Linked DNA regions of Homo sapiens: region 2 is linked to region 1. A link is an interaction called in ENCODE POLR2A ChIA-PET data of the cell type or tissue named here. Cell type or tissue: PC-9. All regions are shown on one strand. Each heading gives the region's core, and the rest is flanking DNA. Links, peaks and the distances in the headings are about the cores only. Region 1 has its middle 26 kb from the start of PCAT6. Region 2 overlaps KDM5B (lysine demethylase 5B).

Region 1 (8,336 bases), core at 292-8,291:
TGCCTGCACATTAGAATAACGTGGGAAGCTCTTAACAAATACAGTTGCTCCTCGACTTATGATGGGTTTGCATCCTAATAAACTGATCATAAGTCAATTTAATATACCCAGTGAACATTAGAGTTTAGCCTTCTTTAAACATGTTCAGAACATTTCCATCAGCCTAGGCTGGTGCAGTTGCTCACACCTGTAATCCCAACACTGAGAGGCCAAGGCGGGAGAGAATCACTTGGGCCCAGGAGTTTGAGACCAGCCTGGGCCACATAGTGAGATACCATCTCTACACAAAATATAAGAAATTAGCTGGGCATAGTGATGCTTACCTGTAGTCCTAGGTACTCAAGAGGCTGAGGCGGGAGGATCGCTTGAGCCTGGGAAGTTGAGGCTGCAGTGATCAGTGATCAGACCATTGCCCTCCAGCCTGGGTGACAGAGCGAGACTCTGTCTCAAAAAAAAAAATTAATTAATAAATAAGTAAGTAAAAATCTTCCTACGTGAGGCGAATGTGCGGCCAGAGTTGAGAACCACTGCCCTAGGAGCCTCAGACATTTAAGGAAACAAGAATGCAGTAAAACTGTGTTGGTGCATGTTTTAAGAAAGGTTCCTCGATCTGACATTCATGGCCCAAACAAAATATAGCTTTAAAAAAGTTTGCTCGGCCGGGCACAGTGGCTCATGCCTATAATCCCAGCACTTTGGGAAGCCGAGGCGGGTGGATTACCTGAGGTCAGGAGTTCGAGGCCAGCCTGACCAACACGGAGAAACCCCATCTCTACTGAAAATACCAAAATAGCCGGACGTGGTGGCACATGCCTGTAATCCCGGCTACTCGGGAGGCTGAGGCAAGAGAATCGCTTGAACCCGGGAGGCCGAGGTTGCAGTGAGCCGAGATCATGCCGTTGCACTCCAGCCTGGGCAACAAGAACGAAACTCCGTCTCAAAAAAAAAAAAAAAAAAGGTTCCTCATTCTGACATTCATAGCCCAAACAAAATATAGCTTTAAAAAATGAAGAAATGACCAGGCACAGTGGCTCACACCTGTAATCCCAGCACTCTGGGAGGCCAAGGCAGGCAGATTATCAGAGGTCAGGAATTCGAAACCAGCCTGGCCAATGTGGCAAAACCCCGTCTCTACTAAAAATAGAAAATTAGCTGGGCGTGGTGGCACATGCCTGTAATCCTAGCTACTTGGGAGGCTGAGGCAGGAGAGTAGCTTGAACCCGGGAGGTGGAGGTTGCAATGAGCCAAGATTGGGCCACTGCACTCCAGCCTGGGCGACAAGAGTGAAACTATGTCTCAAAAGAAAAAAAAAGAAAAAAATTGCTAACTTGCCGAGGTTAAGAAATTTGAAATCAGGCTGGGTGCGGTGGCTCACACCTGTAATCCCTGCACTTTGGGAGGCCGAGGCAGGTGGATCATGAGGTCAGGAGATTGAGACCATCCTGGCTAACACAGTGAAACCCCGTCTCTACTAAAAATACAAAAAATAGCTGGGCGTGGTGGCAGGCACCTGTAGTCCCAGCTACTCGGAGGCTGAGGCAGGAGAATGGCGTGAACCCGGGAGGCGGAGCTTGCAGTGAGCCTAGATAGCGCCACTGCACTCCAGCCTGGGCGACAGAGCGAGACTCCGTCTCAGAAAAAAAAAAAAAATTTGTAATAGTGAAATAGTGTTAGGGACTCAAGTTCCTTCACCTCTTTTGAACATAGTAATTTCTTCTTGTCTCATCATTACACTGTAATTTCTTGTCCTCCCTTGCAAGAACAAGGTGGGAGTTCATTTGTTTTATTTTATTTTATTATTATTATTTTTTAGGAGTCTCACTCTGTTACCCAGGCTGGAGTGCAGTGGTACGATCTCAGCTCACTGCAACCTCTACCTCCCGGGTTCAAGTGATTCTCCTGCCTCAGCCTCCCAAGTAGCTGAGATTACAGGTGCCCGCCGCCACGCCCAGCTGATTTTTATATTTTTAGTAGAGATGGGGTTTCACCATATTGGCCAGGGTGGTCTTGAACTCCTGACCTTGTGACCCGCCTGCCTCGGCCTCCCAAAGTGCTGGGATTACAGGCATGAGCCACCACGCCCAGCTAGTTCACTTGTTAATACAGGAGGGAGAAGGGGAATCTCTAAAGTTTCTACATCCCTGTTTGTGACATCAGCACGTACTTCTACAAGCTCCAAGTGAGCTCCAGGAAACAAACCTCCCTAGCTGCCTTGGTGAATTTGTTTTTTTGTTTGTTTGTTTGTTTGTTTGTTTTTGAGACGGAGTCTCGCTCTGTCGCCCAGGCTGGAGTGCAGTGGCGCGATCTTGGCTCACTGCAAGCTCCGCCTCCCGGGTTCACGCCATTCTCCTGCCTCAGCCTCCTGAGTAGCCGGGACTACAGGCGCCCGCCACCACGCCTGGCTAATTTTTTGTATTTTTAGCAGAGGCGGGGTTTCACCTTGTTAGCCAGGATGGTCTCAATCTCCTGACCTTGTGATCCACCCACCTCTGCCTCCCAAAGTGCTGGGATTACAGGCGTGAGCCACCACACCCAGCCAAATTTGAATCAAAATAACCTGAAACTGCTGAGCACCTTTTCTGCCCCTGACTTTAAGGGAACAGAGCAAGTCTGGCAGTTAGGAAAGGGCTTGGGTCTCCTGGGGGAGCTTGCCTGAGTTCAGACTACTTTAATGGTGGTGTGAGCGAGCCGCCTGTGTAACCCCTCCATGCCTCAGTTACCCTACATGGAAAATGAAGTAGAGTCTATCACATTGCGCTGCACAGATAGAGTGCTTAGCAGTGTCGAACACCGTAATTTGTGTACCTCCTGATTTCCACCCTTCTGTGAAATGGTATTCTATTTTACTGATGAGGAAACTGGTTCAGTAATTGATCTGTCCAAAGCCTTAACAACTGGGACAGTGCTGGACTTGGACCTGTGCTCAAGCCTTTGGATTCGAGAGGCTCTGCTCTTTGCCTAACAGGGAGGGATGGGAGCCATCCTCAGGAGGTTTACTAATAGGCAAGTGATCCATCTACACAACAGCCCCAAACTAGAAACTGAGGTGACATGGTAAACAGGCCATGCGTTCTCTGGTCTCATGAAAGGGAGTCAAGAAGGAAGTTGCAAGTGACCAGAATTTTGAGTTTTGATAGGGAGGAGCAAGGAGGAAAGTCAGCTCCTGATTCCTCTGCTGGACTAAGAGCAGTTGCTGAGTCTAGTGGAGTTGGGGAGGACTGTGAATGCCACAAATTTCAGGCTAAGGAGAGTGGATGAAGAGCCTGGGGGCCTGGGGGCGGAGCTGCCTCTGAATCAGTAGCCTTTTTCTTTTCTTTTTTTTCCTTTTTTTTGAGACAGAGTCTCGCTCTGTCCCCCAGTCTGGAGTGCAGTGGCATGATCTCTGCTCACTGTAACCTCTGTCTTCCGGGTTCAAGCTATTCCCCTGCCTCAGGCTCCTGAGTAGCTGGGATTACAGGCGTGCCCCACCATGCCCGCCAATTTTTGTATTTTTAGTAGAGATGGGGTTTCACCATGTTGGTCAGGCTGGTCTCAAACTCCTGACCTCATGATCCACCCACCTCAACCTCCCAAAGTTCTGGGATTACAGGCATGAGCCACCGCGCCCGGCTGCTTTTTTCTTTCAACAAATAAAATGTCTACCGTGTGCTAAATGCCCTGCAAAGCCTGGAGATACTGTCGGCATGCTGCTCAGTACCTATCCTCAGGAAGCCCACATTCAGGGAACAGAGGTGGGCGGATGCAGACCTTGGACAGTCACACAACTCGTTGTAAGTGTGCAAAAATGAAGGTCCGAAGAGGGCAAGTAACAAGCAGCCCTGGCCTTGTGTGAAGAGTCGGGGAAGGCTTCTCTGAGAAAGATTAAAAAGCTGATGATGAGTAGTTGGTTAGATGGAGGAAGTCCGGACCAGGAAGTAGCGCATGCAGGAGACCCAGAGCAGGCATGAGCTCAGCTTCAAGAACCATGTGGGTCAGATGGTGGGAGATGAGGTTAGTGAGCTGGGTGGAGGCTGTGGTAAACATGTTTGTACCCCAAAAGCTATGGGGAAGCCATGGAAGGACTTTAAATTGGGCAATGTCCTGTGATGGATTTCTTGCCTTACAGTTCTGAACCCTCCCACACATTAGTCTCATTTGATTGCCACAGTAACCTTGTGAAGATATTACCTCCGTTTTACAGATAAAGACAGTTGGAATCCTTATTCCAATTGAAGGTCAGATGTCTGAAATTACATATCCAGACCACACCTCTGCCCCACCTCTTGCTCTTTCTCCTACCAGAGAGACACCACCACACCCAAGGGAAGTGATGATGCCTGTAGGGGACCCAGAGAGCCTGGATGGTCTCTCTGCCCCATTTCTTAGCCCTCATGGATAACAATATTGCTCCTTGCATGCACAGGGCTCCTAAAGTAGCCTAACCAGAAAAGGGAGAACTATGCCCTGAGGCCACTGGGTGGGAGAAATCTGCTCCTCCCCACCTACCTGGGGCAGGGCTGGCAACAGTGGAAATGTCCTGCCTGCCTGAGCCTGTCTGAAGCTTCCTAACAAAGAAGGAGCCCAGACCTGGTGAGGGGGCAGCCCAAAGACCAGGGCTGAGTGTGCAATTGCCCTGGAGCCCCTAGGGATACGTCAGCAGGAGCAACAGAGGCCCTTGGAATGGGCTGAAGCCTGTGGTCCCCCATGGAAGGATGTGATGGGGTGAAAGAGGGTGCCAGGCTTGACAAATGCTGAAGGCTAGGCACCTCCATCTCCTGGAGAGGGAGAGTTGAGCTGATGCCCTCCAAGTGTCTCTCATTTGCCTTACATGGAGAACTCCCTTTAGCCCCAGTGCCAACCCTGTGTGCTAGCTGGAATCCCTGTTTCATAGGTGGAGAGACTGGCTCAGAGAGGTTAAATAACATAAAATCTCTCAGCTAGTAAATAGCGCTGGAATTAAAACCCAAGTTTGAGTGGCACCACCGTCTGTGCACCTTCCTTTGAACTATAATAACCAGAGAAGAGCTTACTTATTCCCAGGGAGAGCTCCAAAGCTTCGTGGAGGAGGTGACACTGACACTGAGACCCTCCTCTCAGGTGCTTAGCACTCAGGAGCTCAGTAAATGTTTGGATGAATGAGAAACCTGGAGTAAAAAGGGTTGCTGCTGGGTCCTGGAGATGGAGAGAGGGGAAGGGAGTGGAGTGGAGTGGAGGGGAGGGGAGGGGAGGGGACGGGGTCTCAATTGCCCCAGTGGTGTGGGCTCCTCCCCAGCTCTCCAGGAGTGAAGGATTGCCTTGGCCTCTCCAGTCTCACCTGGGAAGCCAGAGCCTGTCCCGCCTTACTCAGCAGGAACCAGCTACCAAGAAACACAAATGCCTTTCACCTAAAAGGCAATTCAGGAGAACCCAAAGCAGCTGCTTTTGATAAAGGAAGGATGTGGCCAGCACAGAGGGAGGAAAAGAGGTCAGTGGGGAAGACAGCTGCCAGACAGACCTGAGGGGAACCCCAGAGGCTGCAAAGAGGATGGGGGCGGGCTGTGCTCCCACTTCATTTCCTCCTCCCACACCCCCATCAGAGCCCCACTCTTCACACTGGCCAAAGTCAAATTGCTGGTCACCAAGAAAGGAGGACACCCATGTCCCCCACAGCAGCCTGAGGCCCCCTCAGCCTTTTCCCTGGGTGAGGGAAAGCCATATCCCTGGAAGGGCAGGTCTGATGGGGTAAGAGGGGCAGGATGTTTGGGTTTCCCAGATTCATTGCATTGAGAGAGCTGGGACAGTCAGGGAAAGGCCTGGGCCCTGCTGGCAATTTGGTGGAGACTTTAGTGAGGTTGCTCAGAAGCCACCTCCCTGCGCTGGTGGGAACCTCCCCGAGACGCCCACCTTTGGTTGCATGAGGTGACCCAGGAGCTGTACCTCAGGCAGGGTCTAGGTTGTCGCAATCTGCATGAACCATGCAGACTCCAGGTAACCGGTCTCTCATATATGTATATTTTTAATCCATAAAACAGGATCTTCCCTGCAGTGTGCTTCTGAAGATTAAATCAGATAATGTATTCCTATGAGCTTTATGAACTGAAGTGACATACAAAAGCAAGGGATTATTCACTAATTCAACAAACATCCACTGAGCTCTAGCAGTGGATTTGGAGGTAAAACAGGAACCCAATGTCCAGACAAATCCAACTCAAGGTGCCCTGGGAGCTCAGAGGAGGGGCCGCTGAGCTGGCTCCTGCAGAGGAGGCAGGGATTACTAATGCAGACAAGGAGGGAGGAGGTTCCGGGCAGGGTGCGGAGAATGTGGGTGTCAGGGAGCCACCGAACACCTGCCAGGAACCACATCATCTTTTCTCCTTTTTTCTTTGGTAAAACTAGCGATGGCTAGCATTTTTCAGTGCTAAGTACCAAGCAATGTTCTAAGTATTCATTGTACTTCTCACCTCTTAATCCTCAGAGCCTGTATTCGTAACCCCATTTTACCAGATGAGAAAATGGGGTCCAGAAGTTAAAGTAACTTCCCAAAGTCACTCAGCTAGTAAATGACAGGTAAACTTTGAACCCTTTCAGACTCCAAAAGCCATGGTTTTAACCTCCTTGTTAGAAAGCCCCTTCACTTTTATTCAACTCTCCAAAAATCCTCTTAAGCAACATTTCCTTAACTTGAGGATGTCACCTTTCCTCTTTCCCAAAAACAGAATCTTAATTCCTTGAGCTTTTTGTAAGACGGTGTCCAGCTTGTGAGAGGCCAGAATGAGGTTGGCAGGGCATGGAATGAAGATTTGGAGGAAAGTGTTTATGAAGAGACCAGGGCCTAGAGTGAACCAGAAATCAGACCCAAGCCCAAGGCCCCTTAACCTCCGCATCTCACCTGTCCCAAAAAATCCAAGCAAGGAGTTGGAGGAGGACAACAGCAGCATTTATGCTCAGAGAAGCATCTTGCTTTCTGGTAACCAAGGCTGATCTCCTTGTAGAGTTCACTTCCCCCAAGGAAAATTAAGGCATGTTGTGTTTTATTTTTGTTTTTTTTTTGTTTTTGTTTTTGCTTTTTTTGAGAGAGAGTTTTGCTCCTGTCACCCATGCTGGTGTGTAATGGCGTGATCTCAGCTCACTGCAACCTCCGCCTCCTGGGTTCAAGTGATTCTCCTGCCTCAGCCTCCCGAGTAGCTGGGATTACAGTTGCCCACCACCATGCCCAGCTAATTTATTTGGTATTTTTAGTAGAGATGGGGTTTCGCCATGTTGGCCAGGCTGGTCTCAAACTCCTGACCTCAGATGATCCACCCACCTCGGCCTCCCAAAGTGCTGGGATTACAGGCATGAGCCACCATGCCTGGCCAGCAAGTTTTATCAAGCTGACTTTCTTGTCTTCCCCTGCCCTAACCCTCACTTCAACAGAAGGCAAGGCCTCCACTTTAGGGAAAAAAGAATGTCCCAGAGAAGAAGGTTTGGGGGATGGGAGGCCAGTAAGGCTCAGTCAGGCAATAAACCCCCTCCCTTCCTGGCGTTACCTTTAAGGAGAAGAGGGCCCAGGAAGGGTGGCATTCTCAGAACTTATCACCAGAGCCCCTGGGACTATGTGGTGACCTATGTTCCTTTCTTTCCTAACTGCATTTCCCCTGCCAACCCCATAATAACTTCCCTCATTGTCTATGCTCACCATTCACCTTCTTCAAGGTGAAACCCACGACCCAGCACACAAAAAGGAGGCCTATCTGGGGGACATGGCATGCCCACTTGGTTGTGTATGACTTGAACTCACATTGCCCGCATGTGAGGGCTTGGCCAGGACCTGGCCCGAACTCCACCCTAAACTCCAGGCCCCTCCAACCTTTGATACCACACCCAGTCTGTAGCAAATATAGGACTTTCTTTTGAATAATAACACTCATTGTAAATCATCTGCTGGCTCGTCCTAAACAATGTTAAGCCTCAAATAGGGTGGGTGGGTCAGTACGAGGAAAATGCCAACCTCTGAAAGTGGAGTTAATAGAATCAACAACAGATCGATTCGGCCATCTGCAGAGTAATACACGCTCAAAGGGGCTTAGTGTTACTGACAGAGATAGGGGTATGTCCCAGGAATCCGTTTAGGGGACCAGTGCTTCTGAAGCTAAAAATGATTTCCAGGAAGTTGTAACCCAATCAAGTACTTGGTAACCTGAGGCAAAACTGTTAACTCGAGAAAGCCTCCCCGGAACAGAGCAAAACAGTGGCTCGTAGTGTTTTTTTGTTGTTTTGTTGTTGATGATGATTCTGTTTTGTTTTTGTTTTTGTTTTGTAGAGGTGGGGGGTCTCACTCTGTTACCCAGGCTAGTCTTGAACTCCGGGCTCAAGCAATCCTCCCACCTCAGCCTCCC
Region 2 (8,336 bases), core at 226-8,225, 56 kb after region 1:
TAAATGGCCTCACTGTGTTTTAAAAAAAATGACCATCAGAGAAATAACAATGGGAAAATATAGAGGAGGTTAAAATGGAGAAATACAGAGGAGGCCTTTAACCTGTGTTAAAGTGGCTATGATAAAATGTGCTAGTTGACAGTTACATGCCAGCTAGGGTTAGGCTGGAAGGATAAGGTCCTTAAAGGTAAGTAAGGTTTAGAGGTCAGATGCTCCTTGAAAGTTGAGGTTGCAGCGCTTTTTGTATAGGAAGATTCATATTTCAGTGGTCAGAACTTAACATAATTATAATTGTTACTTTTACTTTACAATTTAATGAAAAAACCTTTATATTTGTAAAATCAGTTCTCACCACAGTCCTAAAAGGTAGTCTGTACTTTTTTTTTTTTTTTTTGAGACAGGCTCTCACTTTGTCATCTAGGCTGGAGTGCAGTCTTTGCCTCCCAGGTTCAAGCAATTATCATGCCTCAACCTCCTGAGTAGCTAGGATGACAGGTGTGCGCCACAATGCCCGGCCAATTTTTGTATTTTTTGTAGAGACTTGGTTTTGCCACATTGGCCTGGCTGGTCTTGAACTCCTGGCCTCAAGGCCTGTCTGGGCCTCCCAAAGTGCTGGGATTACTGGCATGAGCCACCGTTCCTGGCCCTGTTTGGAAGACTTTGAATGCAATTCTTTGTCGTACAAAACTTTTCTGATAGACACCTATCAGTGAGTGGCAATTAGACTCCATCAGGGGCTCATAAATAGTTAACTCTGCTTGTCTTTTATAGGAGTTTATAATGGTTGTGATAGACCTAGTTCTACCTTTTGCATTTGTGCAGGTGTTTTAAGGGCATATTACTGACCTGAAACCATTCATTTGATGAGAAAGTGGTCTTTTATGTTTCATATATCTGTTATTCTGATCTTTATATTAAAGTTAAATTTTGTCATCCTCACCTGAAAGATTTGCTAACTTGCAAGTGCATTTATTCTATGATGACTGGGTTTCATAGAACATATACAATTAAAACAATGCTTTGGTCCTTAGTTGATGTTATTCTTGGTAAACTAACAAGAATGTGCTTTTGTGACACTGATTTCTAATTGGTTTTGTCTGCAGGGAGTTAGAGCCAACTTTCGTAGCCTCTGTAGAGCATATACTTTTTCATTTTGCTAATTATCAGATCTCAAAATGACAGCCTTTCTATAATTAGAAGGATAAAAACAGTATTCTAATATATTAAATATGTGGATGTTAATAGCACATCCTCTACAGAGTGAATTTTCCTGGCATTTTTTGGAAAAATCTTCAGCATCTTTTGAAAGTTGTTCTCACAGTGGTTGACTTTATTTTTTAAACATTTCTCTCAGTTAAATCTGCTTTTAGTTGTTGTTAAGTTAATGCTGGCACTGAGGAAAATGTTTACCTGATGTTTCTCAGGCCTCTGAGGATTTTGAAGCTTCAACTTTCTACTTAATTGCCTTCCTAAGGAATACATTTTTGAGTCCTAAGGAAACTAATTCAACTTCTTTTTTTTTTTGAGACAGAGTCTCGCTCTGTCCCCAGTCTGGAGTGCAGTGGTGTGATCTTGGCTCACTGCAAGCTCCGCCTCCCGGGTTCACACCATTCTCCTACCTCAGTCTCCTGAGTAGCTGGGACTACAGGCGCCCGCCACCACGCCTGGCTAATTTTTTGTATTTTTTTTTAGTAGAGATGGGGTTTCACCGTGTTAGCCAGGATGGTCTTGATCTCCTGACCTCATGATCCGCCTGCCTCGGCCTCCCGAAGTGCTGGGATTACAGGCGTGAGCCACTGCACCCGGCCTGAACTTTTAAATAATAAGGTTCTTGTACTTTATCTTGTAAGGGTTAAAATAAAACTATTTTCAAGTTTTTTTGTTTGTTTTTGTTTTTTTTTGAGACAGTCTTGCTCTGTCGCCCAGGCTGCAGTGCAGTAGCATGATCGTGGCTCACTACAGGATTGACCTCCTGGATTCAATTAATCCTCCCACCCCAGCCTCCTGATTAGCTGGGACTACAGGTGCATGCCACCATGCCTGGCTAACTTAATTTTTTTTTTGTAGAGACAGAGCCTCAATATGTTTCCGAGTCTGGGCTGGTCTCTTCTCTTTTCTCTTCTCTTCTTTTCTTGTTAGACAGAGTCTTGCTCTGTCACCCAGGCTGGAGTGCAATGGCGCAATCTCCACTCACTGCCACCTCCGCCTCCTGGGTTCAAGTGATTCTCCTGTCTCAGCCTCCTGAGTAGCTGGTTATAAAGAATGAGAGAGGTATTTTATCAGGCATGCGCCACCATGTCCGGCTAATTTTTGTATTTTTATTAGAGATGGGATTTCGCCATGTTGGCCAGGCTGGATTCAAACTCCTGACATCAGGTGATCCTCCTGCCTTGGCCTCCGAAAGTGCTGTGATTACAGGCATGAGCCATCACACTCAGCACCCAGGTTGGTCTTGAGCTCCCAGGCTCAAGCAGTCCTCCCCCTTTTGGCCTCGCAAAGTGTGAACCCCACTACACCTGGCTTACTTTCAAGTTTTGAAAGTAAAGGAAATTAAAATAATCTCAGTGAGGAATTTATATGGAACTGCATGTAATCTGCAAATTCTTATTACATCTAGTTAGTATGAAAAGGCTGTTTTATGTTAGAAAAAGTGATTTATGATCAGTTTTATTGATAGGGAGTACAAGTTTTACTTTTTGGCCAGCTTACATTATATTCCTTTTAGACACTTAAGCATCAAGTTAAACATTATCGCAATGTTTCTAAGTGGGGATTTGGATTATTTATTTGACTACATAATTTGAGGATTATTTTTCAAAATTTTCACCTTAGAAGCTTTATTATGATCTGTTGTATTTACCTTTCATAATGGCTTCCCCTACCCCCCATTTAAAAGTCATGGCTTGGCTTCTGCCATGCCTCACACCTGTAATCCTGGCACTTTGGGAGGCCTAGGTGTGAGGATTGCTTGAGCCCAGGAGTTCCAGACCAGCCTGGGCAACATAGCGAGACCTCATCTCTACTTAAAATGAAAAGAAAAAAAAATTCGTGTCCCATTGAGGTCAGACTTTGCCAAAGGTATTTTAGTTCCGTATGATAGTGAACATTACAAATAAATTTAATTTTTTTATTGGAGTCTAGTTTTGCAGCTGACAGTGAATGTCCCAAAACTGAATGACATTTATCTCTTCTCTCATTCTTTATAACCAGAAGAGATGACAGAGTTTGTAGTGATCCATTTTTCATGCAAAAATGATCTTCTCAAACTATTTCTTTAGTTTTAAACATATTTATACCCACTGTATGAGCATCCTTATTGACAGATATGTACTAATTTCCATTTGATGAATCATTTTCAGGATTCATTTTAGCTTTATGCTAAAATAAGTATATTGTGTATATATTCATACATAGAAGCTCATTTTAATTTGTAAAACTTTAATATACAGGCTTTTGAGAACATCAAATATCTTTATAATTGTGTTTTGGTATTAGAAGGTACATTATCTGATCAATCAGGGAATAACATTATATATCACCTGTAAGTCTTAGTTGTTAAAATTTTCAGGCCATTTTGAAAGTATGTTAAGACTAAATATTTGAACATTTACTTCTATATTCTGACACATTATTTTTCATATGCTTTTGATCTCAGCTTAACCCAGATCAATTCATTTCTGAAAACCAACAGCTTTTATAACACACTGGAAGCAAAGCTCTGAGCAATATAAAGGCTTCCTGTTAGCCTACCATAGAATATCAAGAAGCAGTGTGATTTCCTTTTGCTAGGATGTGTTCTGTATAAATTAAACACATTACTTTGGCTTTTAGTTATTGAGCTAAACAAAAATAAATCAGACTTTAATCTTTTTCACTTGGGATGGAGGTATTTTTTAACTTTAACAAAGTATAGTATTTTTTAACTGACATTTAAAACATTAACCATAAAAAGGCAGTACAACTATGTTAAACATTTGAAGGCCTTACCGATAATTACCTTTGCTTTTTAGCTTAACATTTTATCATGCATCACCGGCGGGCATTTTTATTGAAGTCTTTGTTATCACTAAAACAAAACAAAATTTCATTTATGTATTTATTTTAGAGCTAGGTTCGTGCTCTGTTGCCCAAGCAGGAGTGCAGTGGCACAATCATAGCTCACTGTAAACTTAAGCCCCCTGGGCTTAAGTCATCCTCCTGCCTTAGCCTCCTGAGTAGGTAGGACTACAGGTTTGCACCACTATGCCTAATTTTTACATTTTTTGGTAGAGACGGATAGAGACTGGTCTCAAACTGCTAGCTTCAAGTGATCCTCCTGCTGCTGCAGCCCAAAGTGCTGAGATTATAGGCATGAGCCACTGTGCCTGGCCGTCATTTTTATTCTAAACTAAAAGCAGTCTATAATGATAAGTTCCAACAGCACAAATTTGAAATGTTAAAAAAGCCTCTTTTCTCCTTATTATTGTGATATTATTTAAAATCTGCATATGTAAAATTCAACACAATGTTATTAGGTTGGCGCAAACGTAATTGTGGTTTTTGTCATATGTATATGTAGGTAATGGCAAAATTACAGCTTTTGCCACATATATATGTATTTTTTTTTTTTTTTTTTAGTAATGGCAAAAGCTGCAATTACATTTGCACCAACCTAATACATGTTTTTGTTCTAGTTTTTTACTCATTGATGCTTGGGTATCTTTCCATATTTAGAATATCTAGATATTTTTTATTATAGCTGAGTGGTATTTTATTGTTGGTTGTAGATATACCAACATTTATTTAGCTTTTTCTCTACTGATACTTACATTTTAACTTGAAGGAATTTTGCAGTGAATTTCCTTTTGCCTATATTGAGGTGTTGTGAGTGGTAATAGATATTTGTAAATTCCTATCAGAAAATTGCTGGGTCATGGCCAGGCGCAGTGGCTCACGCCTGTAATCCCAGCACTTTGGGAGGCTTAGGCAGGTGGATCATTTGAGGTCAGGTGTTCGAGACCAGCCTGGCCAACATGGTGAAACCCTGTTTCTACTAAAAATACAAAAGTTAGCCAGGCATGGTGGTGGTACATGCCTGTAATCCCAGCTACTTGGGAGACTGAGGCAGGAGAATTGCTTGAACCCGGGATGTTCAATTCTTGCTTGCAGTGAGTGAAGACTGTGCCATTGCATTCCAGCCTGGGTGACAGCATGAGACTCCATCTCAAAAAATAATAATAATAAAATAAAAATAAACAAAACTGCTGGGTCACAAGGCATGCGCTGTTAATCTGATAGCTAAAAACAATGAGAGTTTGTATATTTCTTGAATTTTGAGTGAAGTTGGGTGCCAGTCTTATGATTGGCCATTTTTCCCTTTTGGCTGTTGATACAATTTGCCCATTTTTCTGTAAGTTATTATTTTGTCTTATTGATTGTTATGAACTCTTTATAAATCTAGCACTTTTAAATGCTGTATAATATTCAATGTTATTGTAATACCATAATAATCGTACATTCCTAATGTAATGCTGCAGTTAATTTCATTCATGTATTTTGTTTTTTCTTCCTTTATTTTTTATTTATTTATTTATTTATTTATTTATTTATTTATTTATTTTTGAGACGGAGTCTGACTCTGTCGCCCAGGCTGGAGTGCAAAGGCATGATCTTGGCTCACTGCGACCTCCACCTCCTGGGTTCAAGTGATTCTCCTGCCTCAGACTCCTGAGTAGCTGGGACTACAGGCATGTGTCACCACACCCGGCTAATTTTTTGTGTATTTTTAGTAGAGACGGGGTTTTGCCATGTTGGCCAGGCTGGTCTCCTGACCTCAGGTGATCTGCTTGCCTCGGACTCCCAGAGTGCTGGGATTACTGGTGTGAGCCAGTGCGCCTGGCCATTCAACTCTGGTTGAATTGTTTTCTTTTTTTTCTTTTTTTTTTTGAGACGGAGTCTCGCTCTGTCACCCAGGCTGTAGTGCAGTGGCGGGATCTCAGCTCACTGCAAACTCCGCCTCCCGGGTTCACACCATTTTCCTGCCTCAGCCTCCTGAGTAGCTGGGACTACAGCCGCGTGCCACCACGCCTGGCTAATTTTTTGTGTTAGCCAGGATGGTCTTGATCTCCTGACCTCATGATCCTCCCAAAGTGATGTGATTACAGGCGTGAGTCACCGCGCCTGGCCGGTTGAATTGTTCTCTTAGGATAAACTTGGTATAAAATTGAGTTTAAAGGCTGTGAATTTCCTCATTAATATATTCACACAATCTGAAATAATACATTTATTATTTAATAAATATTTAATGTATTTTGGATTATATTTAAAACAAACAAGGATGTAAAATTACCTATAACCCTGCCAGTAAGGACAACCACTATTGTGAGCCTTTTTGCTCTAGATAGCTTTCCAGTGTTTTATTTTTCTACTGTAAAGCCTGTTCCGCCCCCCGACCCCTTAACATATATAGGGAAAATCTTCCCACATTAGTAAATAGAGATCTAGGCTGGGTGCGGTGGCTCACACTTGTAATCCCGGCACTTTGGGAGGCCGAGGCAGGCGGATCATATGAGGTCAGGAGTTTGAGACCAGCCTGACCAATATGGTGAAACCCCGCCTCTACTAAAAATACAAAATTAGCTGGGTGTGGTGGCACATGCCTGTAATCCCAGCTACTCGGGAGGCTGAGGCAGGAGAATCACTTGAACCCGGGAGGCAGAGGCTGCAGCGAGCTGAGGTCACGTCATTGTACTCCAGCCTGGGTGACAGAGCGAAACTCTGTCTCCAAAAAGTGAATAAATAAGTAAATAAATAAATAAAAGATCTATGCTACAGGGTACATTTTTCCTTTTTTGCTTTTTTCATTGTATTAAAATATTAAAATGTACATAACATTAAATTTTTGCCTTTGTAACCATTTTTAAGGATACAGTTCAGTGGCATTGGGTACATTTACATTGCTGTACAGCCATTACCATTGTCTACCTCCAGACCCTTTCATCATTATCCCAGACTGAAACCTATTAACACATTTTTATACCTTTAGCTGTTCTCTTGTTGTAGACATTCATTTCCAGTTTTCTCCCTTCGTAGGTAACAATTCATACATATATGTGTGTGTGTGTATATATATATATTTAATTGTCTGATTACTTCCTCATGATGGCAGTTCTTCCATGATAGGAAAATTCTCCTCTAGAGAACAGTTGTCTATACGAGTATACATATTAAGGACAAATTTTTTTTTTTTTGAGGTGAAGTCTTGCTCTGTTGCCCAGGTTGGAGTGCAATGGCGCGATCTTGGCTCACTGCAACCTCTGCCTCTTGTGTTCCAGCGATTCTCCTGTCTCAGCCTCCTGAGTAGCTGGGACTACAGGCGCCTGCCACCCCATCTGGCTAATTTTTGTAGTTTTAGTAGAGACAGGGTTTCACCATGTTGGTCAGGCTGGTCTTGAACTCCTGACCTCAGGTGATCCACCCTCCTTGGCCTCCCAAAGTGCTAGGATTACAGGTTGAGCCACCTTGCCCGGCCAAGGATGACTTTTAAAATTGGATTTGGATGTCAGTTTTTCTCCCCCTGACACCACTGTAGAATTTACCCTCAATTTAATAAGAAAAGTTAAGGTGGGCCAGGCTCAGTGGCTCACACTTGTAATCTCAGCACTTTGGGAGGCAAAGGTGGGAGGATCATTGGAGCTGTAGAGTTCGAGACTGATCTGGGCAATACATGTACCTACACCTCGTCTCTAAAAAAAACCTTAAACAATTAGCTGAGTGTGGTAGTGTTCACCTGTGGTCCCAGATACTTGGGAGGCTGAGGTGGAAGATCGCTTGAGCTCAGGAGGCAGAGGTTTCCACCAGCTGTGATCACACCACTGCACTTAAGCCTGGGCAACAGAGTGAAACCTTATCTCAAAAAAAAAAAATTAAAAAAGTTAATGTGACTGGAAGGTTAAATGTGTTTTTTAAAGTTATAGACATATAGCTGTTATATAAAAAATGAGGTATGTCTATGGTAATACAGAAGTCAAAGTGTCTTTTGCCTAAATGAGTGTTTTTTTTTTTTTTTTTTTTACAGGCTCAATGACATTGCTCAGTGGGAAGGTTTGTGGGGAGAGGTGTATATGTGATATATCATTTATTTGGGAAAGGGTGTTCATACATATTTTGCTGCTCTCATGGACAAAAGGTTGAGAAACCACTACTCTGTGTTCTATTTTGTTTGATTGGTTAGAATAAGATTTACCTAACCTGGGTTTTAATTTTAAAACAAATTTTTGAATGTCAAATGCTTATAAGTTATTCTAATAAGAGCCTTTGCTTTCTCCTAGGATTGGCAGCCACCATTTGCATGTGAT

The links. ChIA-PET counts read pairs that join two places held together with the same protein. Peaks named below come from ENCODE experiments on the same cell type or tissue, not always from the same donor. Only the 100,000 strongest peaks of a DNase experiment are listed, where the experiment ranks them.
Region 2: POLR2A ChIA-PET joins it to region 1 with 24 read pairs; 6 of 35 experiments call an interaction of 5 or more read pairs at or near these places.

What each region holds. Positions count from the first base shown.
Region 1 is chr1:202,832,852-202,841,187 of GRCh38, reverse strand. No RefSeq gene overlaps it. Among named protein-coding and RNA genes, the nearest start is that of PCAT6, 26 kb to the right of the region's middle. RefSeq lists an enhancer at 1,892-2,440. In PC-9, for the core only: no CTCF peak of the experiment used is centred there; a DNase peak (open chromatin) is centred at 4,427; H3K4me3 peaks cover 628 bases; H3K27ac peaks cover 1,275 bases.
Region 2 is chr1:202,777,068-202,785,403 of GRCh38, reverse strand. It overlaps KDM5B (lysine demethylase 5B), which reads left to right. Exons shown (of 27, transcript NM_006618.5): 2 at 8,310-8,336. Among named protein-coding and RNA genes, the nearest start is that of KDM5B, 27 kb to the left of the region's middle. In PC-9, for the core only: no CTCF peak of the experiment used is centred there; no DNase peak of the experiment used is centred there; H3K27ac peaks cover 362 bases.